Regions from separate parts of the Homo sapiens genome. Here all the other regions are linked to region 2. A link is a loop called in an ENCODE intact Hi-C map of the cell type or tissue named here. Cell type or tissue: chondrocyte. All regions are shown on one strand. Links, peaks and the distances in the headings refer to the core of each region. The heading gives the core; the rest is flanking DNA. Region 1 has its middle 28 kb from the start of HEPHL1. Region 2 overlaps LOC105369435 (a long non-coding RNA gene). Region 3 holds the start of IZUMO1R (IZUMO1 receptor, JUNO).

What was found. A loop is a pair of places that touch in the nucleus more often than their neighbours do. Peaks named below come from ENCODE experiments on the same cell type or tissue, not always from the same donor. Only the 100,000 strongest peaks of a DNase experiment are listed, where the experiment ranks them.
Region 1: it touches region 2 in a loop (4-fold over the local background); 1 of 110 quality-filtered maps calls a loop at or near these places.
Region 3: it touches region 2 in a loop (2.9-fold over the local background); 1 of 110 quality-filtered maps calls a loop at or near these places.

The regions. Positions count from the first base shown.
Region 1 is chr11:93,989,583-93,996,696 of GRCh38, forward strand. No RefSeq gene overlaps it. Among named protein-coding and RNA genes, the nearest start is that of HEPHL1, 28 kb to the right of the region's middle. In chondrocyte, for the core only: no CTCF peak of the experiment used is centred there; no DNase peak of the experiment used is centred there.
Region 2 is chr11:94,234,921-94,242,034 of GRCh38, forward strand. The region is part of intron 3 of LOC105369435 (a long non-coding RNA gene); the gene reads left to right. Among named protein-coding and RNA genes, the nearest start is that of IZUMO1R, 66 kb to the right of the region's middle. RefSeq lists enhancers at 2,674-3,219, 2,775-3,974, 3,220-3,764. In chondrocyte, for the core only: no CTCF peak of the experiment used is centred there; DNase peaks (open chromatin) are centred at 2,901 and 3,461.
Region 3 is chr11:94,299,331-94,306,444 of GRCh38, forward strand. IZUMO1R (IZUMO1 receptor, JUNO) reads left to right here and starts at 5,250. Exons shown (of 5, transcript NM_001199206.4): 1 at 5,250-5,549; 2 at 6,301-6,444. The coding sequence starts at 6,307. In chondrocyte, for the core only: no CTCF peak of the experiment used is centred there; no DNase peak of the experiment used is centred there.

The DNA of each region.
Region 1 (7,114 bases), core at 613-5,612, 250 kb before region 2:
ACCACAAATGTCAGCCACATATATAAAAGTTTAGTAGTCACATTAAAAAAGTAAAAAGAAACAAAGTTAATTTTAATTTTACTAGTATGTGTTCTTTAACATAATATAGCTAAAATATTATCATTTCAATATGTAACCAATGTAAAATTATCAAGATTTTTTAAAAAATCATTTTTATTATTTAAAAAATTTTTCAGCACATCACGGTTGCAAAGTAGATATTTTATATTCTTTTTTCATACTGAGCCTTTACATTTTATACTTACAGCACATCTCAGTTCAGACTAGGTACATTTCCAGTGCTCTAAACCACATGTGGCCAGTGGCTACCATACTGGACAGAGAAGCTCTAGATCCTGCCTTCTCTAGATTCCACGGAGAAGCTATGAGCAGGATTCTAAGAAGTTAGAGCTCAGACCTCAGACATTTCCTAGTGATTCTATTGGTTTGTTTTAATAAACTTTTTACTGACGTATAACATGCATGCAGAGAACAGCACAAACCATGAGTGTGCAACTTGAATTTTCACAAACACACCTGTGTAATCAGCTCTAAGATGAAGAAACAGAAAATTACCCACAGCCCAGAAGAGTCCCTCATGTTCATTACTGGTCACTTCTCAGGTCACTTCTCACCCACTTCCACCAGGATAAGCACCACTCTGACTTCCGACACTATATATTTGTTTAGCCTGTTTTTTTATTCATGTGTAATGGAAACTGAACATTGTTTCTGGCTTTTTTGTACTCAACAATACGCTTGTTATTGTGTATGTTCTATTGCTGTGTCACATTTCATTGTACAACTCTACCTCCATGTTTTTACCCATTGTATAAAGAGCATTTGGGTTGTTTCTGGTACTGCCATGAGCATTCTTACATATGACTTTTGGGGAACATAGGTAGATCCTGACTGCTTTCCTGTTACAAGAAATGGAGGCTTGCCATTGTCTGCTCTTCTGTCTTTTCTCTTAGGGTTTAAAACTGCAGTTAGTACTTATTAAGGTAATGGCAGCAATACTTGTTTTTGTAGAAAGTGACTGTGTCTCTCATGTTGTATATATTTTCTTTCTTTTTTTAGGTGGTAATTTTTTTGGAATTTATTAATTTGTGTTTAAAAAGAACTGCTGAGGGAGTCAGAATAAGTTTTAGTGTATTTTATAGGCGACTTTCAGAAAAATAAATAAATAAAATGAACTGCAGGAAAAGGTTCACGGTAATAATCTGAACAGGTAGGAAAATACAGTTGACACTACTGAAACACTACCAAAATGATTCCAGGACATACATTTACTCCACAAAGCAAAACCTCTTAGATGCTGTCATTGATGTGAACACTTAACTGCTTCTTACTTTTCTAAACACATGGTGGTATAATTAATGATATTTAATCACTTCTGTTCTTTCATATATATAAATATATAAGATACCATTAAAAACTAATATATCTTCTCCTTAAATGTTTCTTACAGATACAACTTTAATATTTTCATTCAATAATAGTATAGTTTAAGAGATTTTTTTCATTCACAAGTTAAATGACAATCCACCCAAAGGAAATGATAAGTGATAGACTCGTGGTGCAAGTAAAGTGTCTGGGAATGCAGCAATGGACATTTCTAAAATACAAAAAAATATAAAATTCTTAGGAGGTACAACAAAAGCTTTACTAAGCAGATAGACACAGAACTAGAATGTTTGATAATTTTACTGGTGATATCAATGGGACTCTAGATGTTTTCAAACTGAATTTGAACTCTCATTTTAGGCTTCGTATTCTGCTTTTTCCATTTCATTAATGACACAAACATGATCCAAATCCCTGAAATACTCATTATAGTGATAACCTACAGATCACACTTAAAACAGTTCCAGATTTACTGCTGGGGAAGGTCTTATGATTCATGGCTTACATCCTGTCCCCAGGTAAAATATCTTATAATTTTCTCAAACTGTTGGTGTACTGATTAATACATAACCTACTGACATGGAAAAGGACACTTACTTCTTTCTAAATTATGAAGTTTTACTGAGTGTAAACTTCACGATTCTATGTGAATGTCCTCCATTCCACATAGAACATTTTAGCCTATGTGTTGTCATCTGTAACCAATGAACGTAACCTCTGAATTATACCTTCCAATGAAAAAGGACAACTCTGATATGAGGAGACCCGCTTCTCCTAAACTTTCTTATTAAAACATTTCAAGTTGTTGGGCTGGGTGCTGTGGCTCATGCCTGTAATCCCAGCATTTTGGAAGGCTGAGGCGGGCAGATAGCTTGAGGTCAGGAGTTCAAGATGAGCCTGGCCAACATGGTGAAACCCCATCACCACTAAATATAAAAGTTAGCTGGGCATTAGCCAGGTGTGGTGGTGTGTACCTGTAATCTCAGCTACTCAGGAGGCTGAGGCACGAGAATTGCTTGAACCCTGGAGGTGGAGGTTGCAGTGAGCCAAGATCACACCACTGTACTCCAGCCTGGGTAACAGAGCAAGACCCTGTTTCAAAAAAAAAAAAAAAAAAAGCCAAGTTGTAATAGACTTCAAAGCATCCTTAACTTTGTTGGTGTGACTTCCTGAGTTGATCTACACATTTGGCTTCCAATAAACCTTAATCATATTATTTATGCCTTAAAAGCCTTAATTTTGGTCAACAAAATGGTGTCATGGGCAGGATTTTGGAATGACCTCCCCGGACAACCCAGCCAATTTCCAACCTTTGTGCAGGTAACAGAAATGAATTCATTGCATTTCCAAACTTGGATTCCCTTGCTGGATGCTACAGATGAGTTCTTCCCAAAATTAATGAATGTCCTGTCTTAGCCAAAGCCCTGGTTTATTGAAGCTAGTCTCCTGTTTGGCTATGAAGTACAATGACTCTCCTGGAATGAGAGTTACTGCTACGAATTCAACCTAAGGGTTTTTGTTGAATTCTAAGACAGGTTAAAATAGTCTGTAAATTGTTTTCCAGGAGGCTTGGGGCAAGATACCTTTTCCTTAATGGTCACATGAGGACACTTTTGCTCCACTACATAGCTTGTCTCACTCAAAACAACCAAAACAGAAAATGGGTCATCTAAGGCTGAGGATGCACCAGCTGGGTTTACATAAAATATATACAGTCCTTCTACTTAAATAAGTGGACTAACCTAAACTGGGATGGTTATAAGCAATAATAGCCAGAGTGGGGATGTTTTAGACGTGGCTAAAACAACATCTTTACATACAAAATTGAAAAAAAATTGGTTTTAGAACAACACAAATTAAATGCGAGACTTATTTCCAATAGCACCCAAAAGCCTCTAAAGTTCCAACTGTTCCCACTCCTTCTACCTATTATCTAAACTCATTCCTTTCTGCTTATTCCCTTGGCTCCTATACACCTCTTAGGCAGAAACTTTGAAATTTCACAATGCACACATTTTCTTCTCTGAAAATGGCAAAGCACATTTAAATTTAAAACAAAATGAACAAAGAGAACAAAAATCTCTTGTCAAATTGTAACCGCCAGTGTTGGAAAAATGGCCTGGTGGGAGATGATTGGATCATGGGGGGTGGACTTTCTCCTTGCTGTTCTCATGATAGTGAGTGAGTTCTCATAATATCTGGTTGTTTAAAAGTGTGTAGTACCTCTTCCTTCTTTTTCTTCCTCCTGCTATGTAAAATGTGCCTCCCTCCTTTTCCCTGTTCGCCATGATTTTAAGTTTCCTGAGGCCTTCCCAGCCAAGCTTCCTGTAAAGCTTGTGAAACTGTGAGTCAATTAAACCTCTTTTCTTTATAAATTACCCAATCTCAAGTAGTTCTTTATAGCAATGCAAGAATGGACTAATACAATATGCATTATGTTATATGTCATGTCTATATGGTAGCAAGTTGACTAGGTTCATGTTATAATCCCAGCACTTTGGGAGGCCAAATGGGAGAATCACTTCAGCCCAAGAGTTTGACCCTAGCCTAGGCAAGATGGTGAGACCCTGTATCTACAAAATATTTAAAAATTAGCTGGGGGTTGTAGTGTGCAACTGTAGTGTCAGCTACTTAGGAGGCTAAGGTAGGTAGATCTCTTGAGCCCAGGAGCTCAAACCTGCATTGAGCTATGATCACACCACTGCATTCCAGCCTAGGTGACAAAGCAAGACCCTGCCTCTAAAAACAATAATACTAATTAAATGAATGAATGAATGAATAAATAAATGCTCAGAAACTAGTAAGCCCAAATATTTTCCAGGTTCACATGACTTAAATCTTTACTAAACTAATTATAAAACTTTTGGTAAAATAAAAATAACTTTAAAATTGTTGACCTATATTTTTGCCTGGATTTATTAGTCAGACAGTTTTATGTTTGTCTCTGATAGATATTTTAAGGTGTCAGGGTTTAACATAAAAGTTACAAAATCATAAACCCAGAAAATAACAAAATAATCTTTGTGTAATTTTTTGGTAGGTAAGACTTATTTAGTATTGTTGGTTTAATAAAAACAGCTGTATTTTCTAAGTCATTGACAACATGCCTGCATATTTAAAGTTCGTACTTAAGTAAACACCTGATATTTACAGGCTATAAAATTGGTTAACAGAAAAATAAAATAATGACTAACTTTGTCTAATACCTCAGTTCTTATAAGTAATCTAGTTATTAAATAAATTAAATAAATTAAATAATTAAATAAATTAGGTAAATATAAATGGAGCAAATGTTTATAAATTTTAATGTAATTTTAAATCTTAGAGTTATGTTAAATAAGATACTCATTAAATGTCTGGGTCATTTCCAATTAAAAATTATGTTATAAGGAAATATGTTTCTAAAAATTATAAAATGGTTCTCATCTATAAATACCAGTATGTGATAGAGAAGTCAAGATTTCTTGCTTCCCAGGTTTTCACTAAAAATTTAAATTCTCACTGATATATATATAATTTTTTATATAAAGTATACCAAAAATAGGATATGTTTTAAAATAAAAAGCATACAAAATACATAGCAATGTGTTTTTTATTAAAAGTAATTTTATCTACTTCAGGGGTTATGTAAAGGTTATTTATAAAACAAGATAGAACTAAACCAGTAAGCAAGAGAGAGAGAGAGATGTAGAAAAGTTATGGATATAAAGATATATTTTTTAATAAAAATAGTTTAAAAAAGAGAATAATATTGTATGAAAAATATTATATGGTAAGTTTTTGTTCTAAAATAAAACCACTGTTTATTTTAAAAAGTATAGGACAAAACAAAAAGTCCAAAAATGTGGTAAATAGTCTGTGTAAGCCACAACGATATGGCTCATAAAACAGGAATTTATGAAAGAAATTTTGTACATGATCAAGTTGACTATATAAAAGAAATTACTTAACAGTCTTTCTAAATATCAAATGAACTTTGATATTAAAAATACACTAATACAAAACTGAAAATCTTAGTCTCCTATGTTAGAACAACAAGATTTTCTCAAAGTTTTGATTTACTCTTAATAAAATTACAAAGAGTTTTGATTTTTTTTTTTTTTAAGACAGGGTCTCACTCTGTTACCCAGCCTGGAGTGCAGTGGTGCAATCTCAGCCCACCGCAACCTCCACCTCCTGGGCTCAAGCTATCCTCCCAACTCCTGAGTAGCTGAGACCACAGTTCTGACTCACCACACCTGGCTAATTTTTAAATTTTTTGTAGAGATGGGGTTTTACCATGTCACCACGGCTGGTCTCAAACTCCTGGTTCAAGTGGTCTGCCTGCCTCAGCCTCCCAAATTGCTGGGATTACAGGTATGAGCCACCATGCCTGGCCATTCACTTTTTAATTCTACATATATCATTGCCTTCTGTTTCTTTTTCCTGTAAAAAGGTTTATCTTTTTATTGGGTGAAATGTTAACTCTCTTCTTCAAACTTTTTATAAACTCCTGTAATGTTTTCTCTGGTTCTAACTTTACTATCATGGCCCGACACTAAATGTTTTATTTTAAAGCTCTAAAAAACAATGTTTTCCTTTAGCATAACTTGATTCTGTACCTTTGGCTTTTCTTGATATGTCTAAATAGTTCAATGTAATAAGGAAATCTCCTATGTTGTTACTAAGAGCCATGCGTTTTCCTGCTCAAGGTACCAGGAGTGCACCACTGCACTCCAGGCTGGGTAACAGAGTGAGAACCTGTCTTAAAAAAAAAAAATCAAAACTCTTTGTAATTTTATTAAGAGTAAATCAAAACTTTGAGAAAATCTTGTTGTTCTAACATAGGAGACTAAGATTTTCAGTTTTGTATTAGTGTATTTTTAATATCAAAGTTCATTTGATTTTTTTTGTTATTTTCATTCCTCTATAATACAGTGTTCACTCATAACCCTGGACACAATTTTTCTGTGTCTGATTAAATTCAAGTACCCTTTTCATCATATTTGACTTCCAGATTATCTAAATGCACTTCCCAGAAGGAAAAACAATCACAGTACAGGAAGTTTTTCTTTACCTTTTGGTAACTGGCCTAAAAAACAAAGATTTGGTGTTTTCTCAAGATAATTCCTGTGTTGTATTTTTAAAAGATTTTTGAATCCTTAAGAAAACTGAGTCTTAAAAGAGTGAAAGTTTTTGCATACAGGTTACCTTCTATATTGCTTTTAAGGTCCCTATGACTGTTACTCTCATCAAATCAATAACAATTATTTTACAATGACCTGTGATTCTGTTTTACACAAATGGTTTAAACATTTGAACATCTTTGATGGTTTTCCCCAGGATCCAAATCTTAAATTAAGTCTTCTTGGCCTAAAATTAACTTTGAGATTTTCTAGTTGGGCCCTGGAAAGCCTCAAAAAATTTCTCATCTTGTAAAAATATTAAATGATTAGATTTGGTTAAATTGTATGGGAGACATTGTCAAATGCTAAATGATACCAGATCTTCTTTCAGTTACATTTATGGGTATGTTATTGATGTAACTATTCCAAAAATTATATAAGTTCATAAAAATATAATGTGTCATTAGTCATAATTTCAATTGTTATGTTAACTTTTCTAAAGTTATATTTATATGGATCTGTTATTAATGTGAATATTCTAAAGATAATATAAAATTTGTAAAAGTCTGGTGATTCTGATGTGACACTGTCAGTCATAATTC
Region 2 (7,114 bases), core at 977-5,976:
GCCAGTATTTTATTGAGGATTTTTGCATCAATGTTCATCAAGGATATTGGTCTAAAATTCTCTTTTTTTGTTGTGTCCCTGCCCGGCTTTGGTATCAGAATGATGCTGGTCTCATAAAATGAGTTAGGGAGGATTCCCTCTTTTTCTATTGATTGGAATAGTTTCAGAAGGAATGGTACCAGTTCCTCCTTGTACCTCTGGTAGAATTCGGCTGTGAATCCATCTGGTCCTGGACTCTTTTTGGTTGGTAAACTATTGATTATTGCCACAATTTCAGCTCCTGTTATTGGTCTATTCAGAGATTCAACTTCTTCCTGGCTTAGTCTTGGGAGAGTGTATGTGTCGAGGAATGTAGCCATTTCTTCTAGATTTTCTAGTTTATTTGCGTAGAGGTGTTTGTAGTATTCTCTGATGGTAGTTTGTATTTCTGTGGGATCGGTGGTGATAGCCCCTTTATCATTTTTTATTGTGTCTATTTGATTCTTCTCTCTTTTTTTCTTTATTAGTCTTGCTAGTGGTCTATCAATTTTGTTGATCCTTTCGAAAAACCAGCTCCTGGATTCATTAATTTTTTGAAGGGTCTTTTGTGTCTCTATTTCCTTCAGTTCTGCTGTGATTTTAGTTATTTCTTGCCTTCTGCTAGCTTTTGAATGTGTTTGCTCTTGCTTTTCTAGTTCTTTTAATTGTGATGTTAGGGTGTCAATTTTGGATCTTTCCTGCTTTCTCTTGTGGGCATTTAGTGCTATAAATTTCCCTCTACACACTGCTTTGAATGTGTCCCAGAGATTCTGGTATGTTGTGTCTTTGTTCTCGTTGGTTTCAAAGAACATCTTTATTTCTGCCTTCATTTCGTTATGTATCCAGTAGTCGTTCAGGAGCAGGTTGTTCAGTTTCCATGTAGTTGAGCGGTTTTGAGTGAGATTCTTAATTCTGAGTTCTAGTTTGATTGCACTGTGGTCTGAGAGATAGTTTGTTATAATCTCTGTTCTTTTACATTTGCTGAGGAGAGCTTCCAAGTATGTGGTCAATTTTGGAATAGGTGTGGTGTGGTGCTGAAAAAAATGTATATTCTGTTGATTTGGGGTGGAGAGTTCTGTAGATGTCTATTAGGTCCGCTTGGTGCAAAGCTGAGTTCAATTCCTGGGTATCCTTGTTGACTTTCTGTCTCATTGATCTGTCTAATGTTGACAGTGGGGTGTTAAAGTCTCCCATTATTATTGTGTGGGAGTCTAAGTCTCTTTATAGGTCACTCAGGACTTGCTTTATGAATCTGGGTGCTCCTGTATTGGGTGCATATATATTTAGGATAGTTAGCTCTTCTTGTTGAATTGATCCATTTACCATTATGTAATGGCCTTCTTTGTCTCTTTTGATCTTTGTTGGTTTAAAGTCTGTTTTATCAGAGACTAGGATTGTAACTCCTGCCTTTTTTTGTTTTCCATTTGCTTGGTAGATCTTCCTCCATCCCTTTATTTTGAGCCTGTGTGTGTGTCTGCACGTGAGATGGGTCTCCTGAATACAGCACACTGATGGGTCTTGACTCTTTATCCAATTTGCCAGTCTGTGTCTTTTAATTGGAGCATTTAGTCCATTTACATTTAAAGTTAATATGGTTATGTGTGAATTTGATCCTGTCATTATGATGTTAGTCAGTTATTTTGCTCATTAGTTGATGTAGTTTCTTCCTAGTCTCGATGGTCTTTACATTTTGGCATGATTTTGCAGCGGCTGGTACTGATTGTTCCTTTCCATGTTCAGCGCTTCCTTCAGGAGCTCTTTTAGGGCAGGCCTGGTGGTGACAAAATCTCTCAGCATTTGCTTGTCTGTAAAGGATTTTATTTCTCCTTCACTTATGAAGCTTAGTTTGGCTGGATATGAAATTCTGGGTTGAAAATTCTTTTCTTTAAGAATGTTGAATATTGGCCCCCACTCTCTTCTGGCTTGTAGGGTTTCTGCTGAGAGATCTGCTGTTAGTCTGATGGGCTTCCCTTTGAGGGTAACCCGACCTTTCTCTCTGGCTGCCCTTAACATTTTTTCCTTCATTTCAACTTTGGTGAATCTGACAATTATGTGTCTTGGAGTTGCTCTTCTCGAGGAGTATCTTTGTGGCGTTCTCTGTATTTCCTGAATCTGAACATTGGCCTGCCTTGCTAGATTGGGGAAGTTCTCCTGGATAATATCCTGCAGAGTGTTTTCCAACTTGGTTCCATTCTCCCCATCACTTTCAGGTACACCAATCAGACGTAGATTTGGTCTTTTCACATAGTCCCATATTTCTTGGAGGCTTTGCTCGTTTCTTTTTATTCTTTTTTCTCTAAACTTCCCTTCTCGCTTCATTTCATTCATTTCATCTTCCATTGCTGATACCCTTTCTTCCAGTTGATCGCATCGGCTCCTGAGGCTTCTGCATTCTTCACGTAGTTCTCGAGCCTTGGTTTTCAGCTCCATCAGCTCCTTTAAGCACTTCTCTGTATTGGTTATTCTAGTTATACATTCTTCTAAATTTTTTTCAAAGTTTTCAACTTCTTTGCCTTTGGTTTGAATGTCCTCCCGTAGCTCAGAGTAATTTGATCGTCTGAAGCCTTCTTCTCTCAGCTCGTCAAAGTCATTCTCCATCCAGCTCTGTTCCGTTGCTGGTGAGGAACGGCGTTCCTTTGGAGGAGGAGAAGCGCTCTGTGTTTTAGAGTTTCCCGTTTTTCTGTTCTGCTTTTTCCCCATCTTTGTGGTTTTATCTACCTTTGGTCTTTGATGATGGTGATGTACAGATGGGTTTTTGGTGTGGATGTCCTTTCTGTTTGTTAGTTTTCCTTCTAACAGAGAGGATCCTCAGCTGCAGGTCTGTTGGAATACCCTGCCATGTGAGGTGTCAGTGTGCCCCTGCTGGCGGGTGCCTGCCAGTTAGGCTGCTCGGGGGTCAGGGACCCACTTGAGGAGGCAGTCTGCCCGTTTTCAGATCTCCAGCTGCGTGCTGGGAGAACCACTGCTCTCTTCAAAGCTGTCAGACAGGGACATTTAAGTATGCAGAGGTTACTGCTGTCTTTTTGTTTGTCTGTGCCCTGTCCCCAGAGGTGGAGCCTACAGAGGCAGGCAGGCCTCCTTGAGCTGTGGTGGGCTCCACCCAGTTCGAGCATCGGGGCTGCTTTGTTTACCTAAGCAAGCCTGGGCAATGGCGGGCGCCCCTCCCCCAGCCTCGCTGCCGCCTTGCAGTTTGATCTCAGACTGCTGTGCTAGCAATCAGCGAGACTCCGTGGGCATAGGACCCTCTGAGCCAGGTGCGGGATATAATCTCGTGGTGCACCGTTTTTTAAGCCAGTCTGAAAAGCGCAATATTCGGGTGGGAGTGACCCGATTTTCCAGGTGAGTCCGTCACCCCTTTCTTTGACTCGGAAAGGGAACTCCCTGACCCCTTGCACTTCCCAAGTGAGGCAATGCCTTGCCCTGCTTCGGCTCGTGCAAACCCACTGACCTGCGCCCACTGTCTGGCACTCCCTAGTGAGATGAACCCGGTACCTCAGATGGAAATGCAGAAATCACCCATCTTCTGCGTCGCTCACGCTGGGAGCTATAGACCGGAGCTGTTCCTATTCGGCCATCTTGGCTCCTCCTTCGCCACATTTTCTTAATCCAGTCTATCGTTGTTGGACATTTGGGTTGGTTCCAAGTCTTTGCTATTGTGAATAGTGCCACAATAAACATACGTGCGCATGGGTCTTTATAGCAGCATGATTTATAATCCTTTGGGTATATACCCAATAATGGGATTGCTGGGTCAAATGGTATTTCTAGTTCTAGATCCCTGAGGAATCGCCACACTGACTTCCACAATGGTTGAACTAGTTTACAGTCCCACCACCAGTGTAAAAGTGTTCCTGTTTCTCCACATCCTCTCTAGCACCTGTTGTTTCCTGATTTTTAATGATTGGCATTCTCACTGGTGTAAGATGGTATCTCATTGTGATTTTGATTTGCATTTCTCTGATGGCCAGTGATGATGAGCATTTTTTCATGTGTCTGTTGGCTGCATAAATGTCTTCTTTTGAGAAGTGTCTGTTCATATCCTTTGCCCACTTGTTGATGGGGTTGTTTGTCTTTTTCTTGTAAATTTGTTTGAGTTCATTGTAGATTCTGGATATTAGCCCTTTGTCAGATGAGTAGATTGCAAAAATTTTCTCCCATTCTATAGGTTGGCTGTTCACTCTGATGGTAGTTTCTTTTGCTGTGCAGAAGCTCTTTAGTTTAATTAGATCCCATTTGTCAATTTTGTCTTTTATTGCCATTGCTTTTGGTGTTTTGGACATGAAGTCCTTGCCCATGCCTATGTCCTGAATGGTAATGCCTAGGTTTTCTTCTAGGGTTTTTATGGTTTTAGGTCTAACGTTTAAGTCTTTAATCCAACTTGAATTGATTTTTGTGTAAGGTGTAAGGAAGGGATCCAGTTTCAGCTTTCTACATATGGCTAGCCAGTTTTCCCAGCACCATTTATTAAATAGGGAATCCTTTCCCCATTGCTTGTTTTTCTCAGGTTTGTCAAAGATCAGATAGTTGTAGATATGCGGCGTTATTTCTGAGGGCTCTGTTCTGTTCCATTGATCTATATCTCTGTTTTGGTACCAGTACCATGCTGTTTTGGTTACTGTAGCCTTGTAGTATAGTTTGAAGTCAGGTAGTGTGATGCCTCCAGCTTTGTTCTTTTGGCTTGGGATTGCCTTGGCGATGCAGGCTCTTTTTTGGTTCCATATGAACTTTAAAGTAGTTTTTTCCAATTCTGTGAAGAAAGTCATTGGTAGCTTGATGGGGATGGCATTGAATCTGTAAATTACCTTGGGCAGTATGGCCATTTTCACGATATTGATTCTTCCTACCCATGAGCATGGAATGTTCTTCCATTTGTTTGTATCCTCTTTTATTTCCTTGAGCAGTGGTTTGTAGTTCTCCTTGAAGAGGTCCTTCACATCCCTTGTAAGTTGGATTCCTAGGTATTTTATTCTCTTTGAAGCAATTGTGAATGGGAGTTCACTCATGATTTGGCTCTCTGTCTGTTGTTGGTCTATAAGAATGCTTGTGATTTTTGCACATTGATTTTGTATCGTGAGACTTTGCTGAAGTTGCTTATCAGCTTAAGGAGATTTTGGGCTGAGACAGTGGGGTTTTCTAGATATACAATCATGTCATCTGCAAACAGGGATAATTTGACTTCCTCTTTTCCTAATTGAATACCCTTTATTTCCTTCTCCTGCCTGATTGCCCTGGCCAGAACTTCCAACACTATGTTGAATAGGAGTGGTGAGAGAGGGCATCCCTGTCTTGTGCCAGTTTTCAAAGGGAGTGCTTCCGGTTTTTGCCCATTCAGTATGATATTGGCTGTGGGTTTGTCATAGATAGCTCTTATTATTTTGAAATACGTCCCATGAATACCTAATATATTGAGAGTTTTTAGCATGAAGTGTTCTTGAATTTTGTCAAAGGCCTTTTCTGCATCTATTGTAATAATCATGTGGTTTTTGTCGTTGGTTCTGTTTATATGCTGGATTATGTTTATTGATTTGTGTATGTTGAACCAGCCTTGCATCCCAGGGATGAAGCCCACTTGATCATGGTGGATAAGCTTTTTGATGTGCTGCTGGATTCAGTTTGCCAGTATTTTATTGAGGATTTTTGCATCGATGTTCATCAGGGATATTGGTCTAAAATTCTCTTTTTTTGTTGTGTCTCTGCCCGGCTTTGGTATCAGGATGATGCTGGCCTCACAAAATGAGTTAGGGAGGACTTCCTCTTTTCTATTGATTGGAATAGTTTCAGAAGGAATGGTAACAGCTCCTCCTTGTACCTCTGGTAGAATTCGGCTGTGAATCCATCTGGTCCTGGACCGTTTTTGGTTGGTAAGCTATTAATTATTGCCTCAATTTCAGAGCCTATCATTGGTCTATTCAGAGATTCAGCTTCCTGGTTTAGTCTTGGGAGGGTGTATGTGTCCAGGAACTTATCCATTTCTTCTAGATTTTCTAGTTTATTTGCATAGAGGTGTTTATAGTATTCTCTGATGGTAGTTTGTATTTCTGTGGGTTCAGTTGTGATATCCCCTTTATCATTTTTTTTTGCATCTATTTGATTCTTCTCTCTTTTCTTCTTTGTTAGTCTTGCTAGCGGTCTATCAATCAGTTTTGTTGATCTTTTCAAAAAACCAGCTCCTGGATTCATTGATTTTTTGAAGGGTTTTTTGTGTCTCTATTTCCTTCAGTTCTTCTCTGATCTTAGTTATTTCTTGCCTTCTGCTAGCTTTTGAATGTGTTTGCTCTTGCTTCTCTAGTTCTTTTAATTGTGATGTTAGGGTGTCAATTTTAGATCTTTCCTGCTTTTTAAAAAAAATATGAATGCCTGAGCCTCATCCCCCAAGATTCTGATTTAGTGTGCCTGATTTAATGGGGTTGGGTCTTGGCATTGGGATTTTTCAGAGCTGCCCAGAAGATTCCAAAATGAATTCAAGACTGAGCACCACTGCCTTAAAGGCACCACCAGACAGTTACCTATCATTCCTGCATCATCTCAAATGTGCTTCTCCACTCACTAGTTGTTGGTAACTCTTATAGGTGTGTTTCCGAGAAGGAAACTGTCAAAGAACCCTGGAGTTAAGAAGGGCAGGCTCTCTGGAAAAGGTGAGACTCCAGGGAGCCTTTGAAGGACTAAAGTTTCTCTTAGGACAGGAGGGCTGTAAAGCAGTAGAGCCAAAGACCTGGAGCCCCCACATCCTGTCTGCCAGATGAAATCCTGCTTCCCTTTAAGGGAGGAGGCATGATAAAACATTTTGTTTTTCTTTTTCTCTCCCAAAATCTGCTTGTGTAAAAAATAAAAAAGAAACTGCTTCGGGAAAAAAAATTGCTTTAGAAGCCTAATCTATTGCTTGAGAAAATAGTAGCATCTCTATATTTTAAGTGGTGAGTTTATGAGACAAATTCTTTTTTGGAGGACCAATGAAAGAGATTGAAAATATAATTGAAATTCCAAGCAGATTTTGGGAGAGAAAAAGAAAAACAAAACAAAACAACCCTAAAGGCAGGCCTGAGAAAAGTTCTGGCAGACTGAGAAAACAAAGATTTAGATGAATCAGCCTAGAAAG
Region 3 (7,114 bases), core at 1,215-6,214, 65 kb after region 2:
ATCACTTGAGGTCGGGAGTCCGAGACCAGCCTGGCCAACATGGTGAAACCCCGTCTCTACTAAAAATACAAAAATTAGCCAGGCTTGGTGGCACGTGCCTGTAATCCCAGCTACTGGGGAGGCTGAGGCAGGAGAATTGCTTGAACCCAGGAGGCGGAGGTTGCAGTGAGCTGAGATTGCGCCATTGCACTCTAGTCTGGGTGACAAAGCAAGACTCCGTCTCAAAAAAAAAGAAGAAAAGAAAGAAAATGTATGGAGAACAGTGCAAATTGTAAAACTGCATGCAAACCTTAGTTACTAGTTAATAATGCTCTCTGATATACCCAGCAGCAGCCTGGTTTGAATGTGACAATGTGACATAAGTGTAATGGTGAGCAAGGGAGCCATCAGCCCGAGAAGGAAAATATGGAGAGTAAAGACATTTGTTCTTTCTCCCCTGTCTGTAATTTTCAGTTAATTCCTTGTCCATAGAACACTGGTGTTTTGCTCTCTGTTCTCCCCTTCCTTGGACTCTCTTCAACAGTTGATGAGCTTCACATTCATTTCCCTTGTGGTGATTAGACCTAAAAAGTGGCCTTCTTCAAGTGGCAATGAGAGGCCCCAGCATTAACGCTCTGAAATATCACGGAAATTATCAGAAAATGAAGAGGCTCTGGTTGGAAAATCTGGGAGTGAGGAAGAAAACTGAGAGAGGAAAGGCAGGGAGGGGAGGGGTGGGAGAAAAGGCTGAGAGGAGAGGTCACTATAAACTAAAAGGAGGAAGAATAGAGGAGGGAAGGAAAAGAAAGAGGGGATAGGAAGGAAGAGAGGAGAGGGGAGGGAGGGAGAGGAGAGAGAGAAGGGAAGAGATGGGAAGAAGGATGGGGAGAGGGAGAAAGGAGAGGTCACCTTAAGTTGGAGAGAAAAGGATAGGTGAGCACATGATAAAGGAGAAGAGAGAGAGGAAAGGAAGGAAGGCAGGAGAAAGGGAGAGATGGGATAGGTCAGGTTAAACTAGGGAGGTGTCTGAATTAGTATTCCAGGAAGAGATGCTGGGTGGATTGAAAATGTATCAAGAACAATTGCATATTGTAAAACTGCATACAAACCTCAGTTATGAGCTATTACACTCAGCAGCAGGAAAGAAGAGAGGCAGAAAAGAGAGATGGGATACGTCAGGTTAAACTAGAGAAGGGTCTGAGTTAAAACTATGTTTTTAAGAAATGCAGTTTGGGCCAGGCATGGTGGCTCACACCTGTAATCCCGGCACTTTGGGAAGCCGAGGCAGGTGGATCACTGGAGATCAGGAGTTTGAGACTAGCCTGGCCAACATGGTGAAACCCCATCTCTACTAAAAATACAAAAAGTTAGCTGGGCATGGTGGTGTGCACCTGTAATCCCAGCTACTCGGGAGGGAGGCTGAGGTGGGAGAATCGCTGGAACCCGGGAGGCAGAGGTTGCAGTGAGCCGAGATTGTGTTACTGCATTCCAGCCTAGGCGACAGAGTGAGAGTCTGTCTCAAAAAAAAAAAAGAAAGAAAGAAAAGAAAAGAAATGCAGTTTTATTCTACTCGGGTATTTCTCCTCATTGCAGACAACAAATTGCAGAGTATGCACTCTGGGCCAGGGACTGTGTTTGACCCTGTGACTATTACTGTCTTTCTGGAGCTGCTTACAGAAGAGGCAATGTCGAGCCTGTCTGCAGGCATTCATTTCCAAGGGCAGGAGGTATGTGCAATGACTGCAGCAGCATAAGCTCCAAGAGACATCTCACCAGCCCATGACGGCCATACAAGCTTCCCTGACAGGAAGCCTTCAGTTCTGAGAGCTGAGGGGTATGTATCCCTAGACACAGAGGCTGGGCTATGACAGAACAGCCCTGGAAGTGGGGCCCCTGCAAGCGGCAGGACAATGACAGGCCGTCAGGCCTCAGGAGTGCCCAGAGCATCAATGAGAGCAAGTACAACAGATTAAGATCTAAAAGTAAATAAAAACCACATTTAAAAGGGCTGGTGTGCCATGTTAAGGACCTGGGACTTACCTTAAGGTCTAGAAAGGTTTTAAACATGGGAGCATCATAATTGTCTTTACATTTTTAAAAGATCATTCTGAAAAACAAAGACTGCAAACAAATGTTGAACCCTAGTTAATGATATGCATGTTTGAATTACTTAGGAAGACATCAGTTTACTGATATCTGCAATTTACTTTGAAATACATAAAAAATAATAAGACTGATACCTGAATAGAGAGAAGGATGGTTGGCTAAATATATAATAAAGAAAATATAATAAAATGGTAATGGTGAAATCTAAGTGGTGGGCATATGAGAGAGAGTTCACTATAAAATTATCTCAACTTTATGTTTGAAAACTTTCATAATTAAAATACTGATAAAAGAAACGAAATAATTATATGAAAAATATACCTGCATTCTTATGTTTATTACAGCACTATTCACAATAGTAAAGATTTGGAATCAACCTAAGTGTTCATTAACAGATGAATGGATAAAGTAAATGTGGTAAAATATATACAATGATACACTATTCATCCATATAAAAGAATGAAATCGTATCTTTTGCAGTAACATGGATGGAACTGAAGCCACTATCTTAAGTAAAACAACTCAAACAAAAAGTCAAATACTGCATTTTCTCACTTAAAAGTGGAAGCTAAATAATGTGTACACATGGACATAGAGCATGGAATAATAGATGTTGGAGACTCAGAAGGGCGGGAGGGGGTGAGGTATAAGAAATTACATAATGAGTACAATGTACAAAGCACAGACTTCACCACTGTGCAATATATCCATGTAACCAAACTGCACTTATACCCTTAAATTTATACAAATTTAAAAAAATTCTGAGAAATTAGATCATTATGGCTGCTACTTGATTAAAGCTCTGGAAAAGGGTGGGAGAGCTAGTTAGGAGGTTGTTGCAGTAACTGAGGCAAGAGCCGATCATGGTCCAGACAGTAAGTAAGGGATGTGAATTCAAGAGATATTTAGAAAGTTAAATCAACAGCTTCGGCGATTGGATAGACATAGAGTGAAGAATAAATTAATATCCCTATTTACCTCCCTAGACAGAAACCAATTAAGAGTTTACATGAGGATGGTCAATCAGGTTTGGGGTGAGAAGAATTCATGAGACCCAGTAAGAACTCTGAATCACTGAAGTCCCCTTCGGCTGGCCTCTGACATCAGATTCTCACCAGGAGACTCCTGGCTCTAGCTCTTCACTTTCGTAGTCTGTTCTCAAATTCAGTGGGGGAGTGACCTCAGGATGGGAGAGGGGAAGGAAGTCATCACTGCCCAGCATCTCCAGTGGCCCCAAACCAGAGCCAAGGCTGGGTTGCTTCACCTACTGCCCTGCCCTCCTTGTCCTCCCTCAGAGCCCGCTGAAGGCTGCTGTACCTCTTCTTTTGGAAACGCAAGTGTTGGTTTTGTTGTGTGTGTGTGTGTTTTAGAATAAAAATTGTCTTGAATCAGCCACTTCAAATTGCTTCATCTACAGTCAGCTTTGACTTATCTGCTTTCAGTCAGAAAACAGATTGCTATGGAAGGCTCAGTCACAATAAGGCAAAAATGAGCTTTGCTCAAGGGTCTCAAGCTGCATCTCCCGAGAGCAGATGCTGGCCGGCCTGATGGTTCTCTGAAAGGCAGCCTCACTCACTGGGTAATTCCTTCCTCCCTCCCTCCCTCCCTCCCTCCACCTGCATATGCGCTGGCTGCAATTTTAGCTCATTTCCTACAGCTTTGTCCTGGAGACTGTTATCAAGCAAGCCGCCCTTCGTCCTTCTTCACACCCTATGAAGGACAGTTGTCAGAGGACCTATTTCCATTTCAATAATTACTCTTGTGATTCATGTCTGGATTCTCGGCTCTGGCACCTCCACAGCCATTTTAAACTGAACCTTAAACCCCAAATCTCTTACCTTATCAATGCTTGGAGCTTCCTGAATATTCATGAGGAACTGAACAGAACATGACAGCCTGCTTCTCCCTCTGTCAGGCTATAGAGATGCTATTACCATTTGGTATCTGACCCTAAGGAGGAGACTCCAGGCTCTGCTTAACGTGGGGACATGGGAGACTGGGTTAATAACTGTCACTGTTCTAGAATAAAGCCAACACACGCCTCCCAATACATGCACAACCTCATTATGGCATTTAACGTTAAAAAAAAAAAAAAAGCAGACCTCACTTGAGACCCAGGCACCCAGGCAGTATCTACTCTTTTAGTCCCGGAGGTTTCTCCCTCACCTGGTCCTTAAGCATTAGATAGGGAGTCGAGAATACCTGAAATTATATCCCAGCTCTGCTACTCACCGCTGAGCCTCAGTTCCCCACAGCTAAAACAAGGAGGGTGTTCATATTGGAGGTCTTTTTGAGACCTCAGATCCTGTAGACAGTACCAGGCCAGTGCCTGGCTCCTTGTTTGTGCTCAGCATTCAGTGGCTGTGATTACCCAGGTGTGGAGAATGTCATTTTCCAACATTAGTATATGCTTTACACATCAGTTGTAGCTGAACACCACAGAATGTATTTTATTCCATTAAAAAAACGCTTTTAGTGTTTTGTTTTCATTTCCTTTGTATCAATAAAACTTCAGTGATTTCAGCTACTTCTCTTTCAGAGAGAGAAAGAGAGGACATATTATAAAAACAAAGAAATATGCTCCTTTTCCAGCATTTTTATCATCTTTGGGACTCTCCCAAGAATCCTATCCAAGTTTCCAATCTCTCCTTAGCTGAAAAGGATAGTCTTGCAAATATGATCACTGCTGAGAACACTTGTAGAATATTTCACAGGACAACGATTCCTGTATGCTAAGGGAGGCTGCTTGGCGGGTTATGGAGGGACTTTCTTTGTTTTGTTTGCTTTGGCTTTGTTTGTATGTTTAAATTCTTGGGTCCCCAAGGCCACACTTCATCTCTGCATCCTGTGTCCTCGGTCTGTGCTCCAGCAGGGACCATAGTTCCTGTGGGCTGTGCGAGGACACTGTCAGAAAAGCCACCAGGTGACTGAGCTGATGCTTGGCTAACAGTGAAGGGGCAGGTAGAGCTACGGAACAGAACATAGGAGGGGCGTGTGGAGAGAGGATAAAAGAATAAAATTTAAAACCATTAAGACTTCCTCTATCCCAGGCACAATGCCAAGGTTTTTGTTCATGAACTTTCTCTTTATTTTTCCAATCCCATAATAAAAACTTCCTTTACAGAGAGAGAAACTGACAGAGAATTTGAGTCATTTTCTCCAGGGCAGCCAGCTAGTAAGTAGCAGAGCTGACAGCCGAACCCGGTAACTTATTGTAGAGCCCCGGATCTTGCCTACGATGGGGTCTGTTTCTCTGAGGAAGCAAACTTCCTCGGAACCCACAGGCCTGCAGAGCTGGGTGAGACAGATGCTGTTTAATGAGAGCCACGTGGAGTTCTCCTCCTGCACCTGGACCTAGTAGAAATCAGACTGGGTAATAAATGGGCGGGACATGGAACTCCCCTCAGCCTCATAGTCTCAGGGGGAGGAGGGAGCAGGAGCACCTGAAGGCTCCTGCCTTGAAAGTGAGTATGAAGAGAGTGCTGGAAGGGGCAGCATCTTTCCTCCTTTTACCTAACAGATCTGATTCTTTAAAAATATTCAAGGCCATGGCTGAGCTTGAAACTGGTTGTCTGGAGAGAGAACAGCCTTAGATTTGGACTTGAGGTTGGGCTCTGAAGAGGGGGGCTGGGCTCTTCTTCCCCAGGATGTTTGAGGCTCTTAGACCAGGGTAGGCTAGAAGTTTCCAGTTTCACCATGATGGGTCCAGGTCAGGCTCCTGCCAGACTTGGGGGACTGGGGGAGCCATGGGCTCCTGGGCTATGAAGGTGAGGGGCCCTGTGTCCTAAGAGGTTGGGTGCTTGAGGCCTGGGGCCCCTCTGCCTTTTGCTTTGTTTTGTCTCTCTTTCCACTACCTCTCATTACCACTACTACCCAGAACAGAGTTGGAAATAGGAAGGGCCCTCCTCCTCATTCCTGTGATGGGGATCAGGCTTTGGATGTAGAAGGCTCCTCCTATCTGACTCATGCCTCGGCATGCCCCTGGCTCTGCAGGGCCAGCAAGGCCTCCAGCACTGTGTCAGGCCTCCAAGGATTATTCTACCTGCCCTGACATTCTGTGATGCTGCCTCCAAAAGAAGGTCCTAGGAGCAGCCAGAGTGTTGCAATTATTTGAGGGAGATTGAAGCCCATCCCCCTTTCCCAGTGCCTGCTATGATGAAGGGGGTGGAGTGGGGTGTCATTTCCATCAAGTGTGCAGCATGGGTCTCTCTGTAGCAGGCCATGGCATGCTGGTGGCCGCTCCTGCTAGAGCTGTGGACAGTCATGCCCACCTGGGCTGGGGACGAGCTGCTCAACATCTGCATGAATGCCAAACACCACAAGAGAGTGCCCAGCCCAGAAGACAAGCTCTATGAGGAGGTACAGAGGCCAGACCTGGGTATGGGATGGGGAAGATCAGGGAAGGGACACAAATGCCAAGATGGTCTCCGAACCTCATCAACCCTGATCATTTGGTTCCTGGGGTTAGGAGTTAAGCAAAGGCAACTAGATGGAAAGAGACTATGCCTTTTTGAGACCATAAGAGCCAAGCGATTCAAAGTTCCCATTTCTGAGCTGCTCTAGCCACTGGGAAAGCAGGGACCGCTGGTGATCCCAGAGATCCATTGTTGACTCGGCACAGATGAAAACAAGCCTTCCTGCCAACAGGTCCTGGGGCAACATATGACTTATGTGACCCCTCCCCAAGCTCCTAAAGGCAATTTCCAGGGATATGGGAGGAAGAACACAGCTGGCATTTGGCCTATGAGACCCTCCCACCCAATGCAACCCCAGATTCCCCTGGGTCTCTCTGGGGCTCTTCTACCTGCTTTGCCCTAAAAGGCTTCTGCTGCCTCTCAGGAGCTGAGAGCCCAGAAGTTGTGTTTCTAGAGGACTGTAGCAGCCTGTGGCAGGGGGTCATTGTGCAGGTGCCTCTGCCCTTTGGGTAAATATTGAGAGATTATCAGGGTTCCTCTTATGTAGGGGCTTACTAGCTAAAGGCATCCCACTTGCTCAGGCCTCCTAAGGGACATTTTCATTTCACCACCTT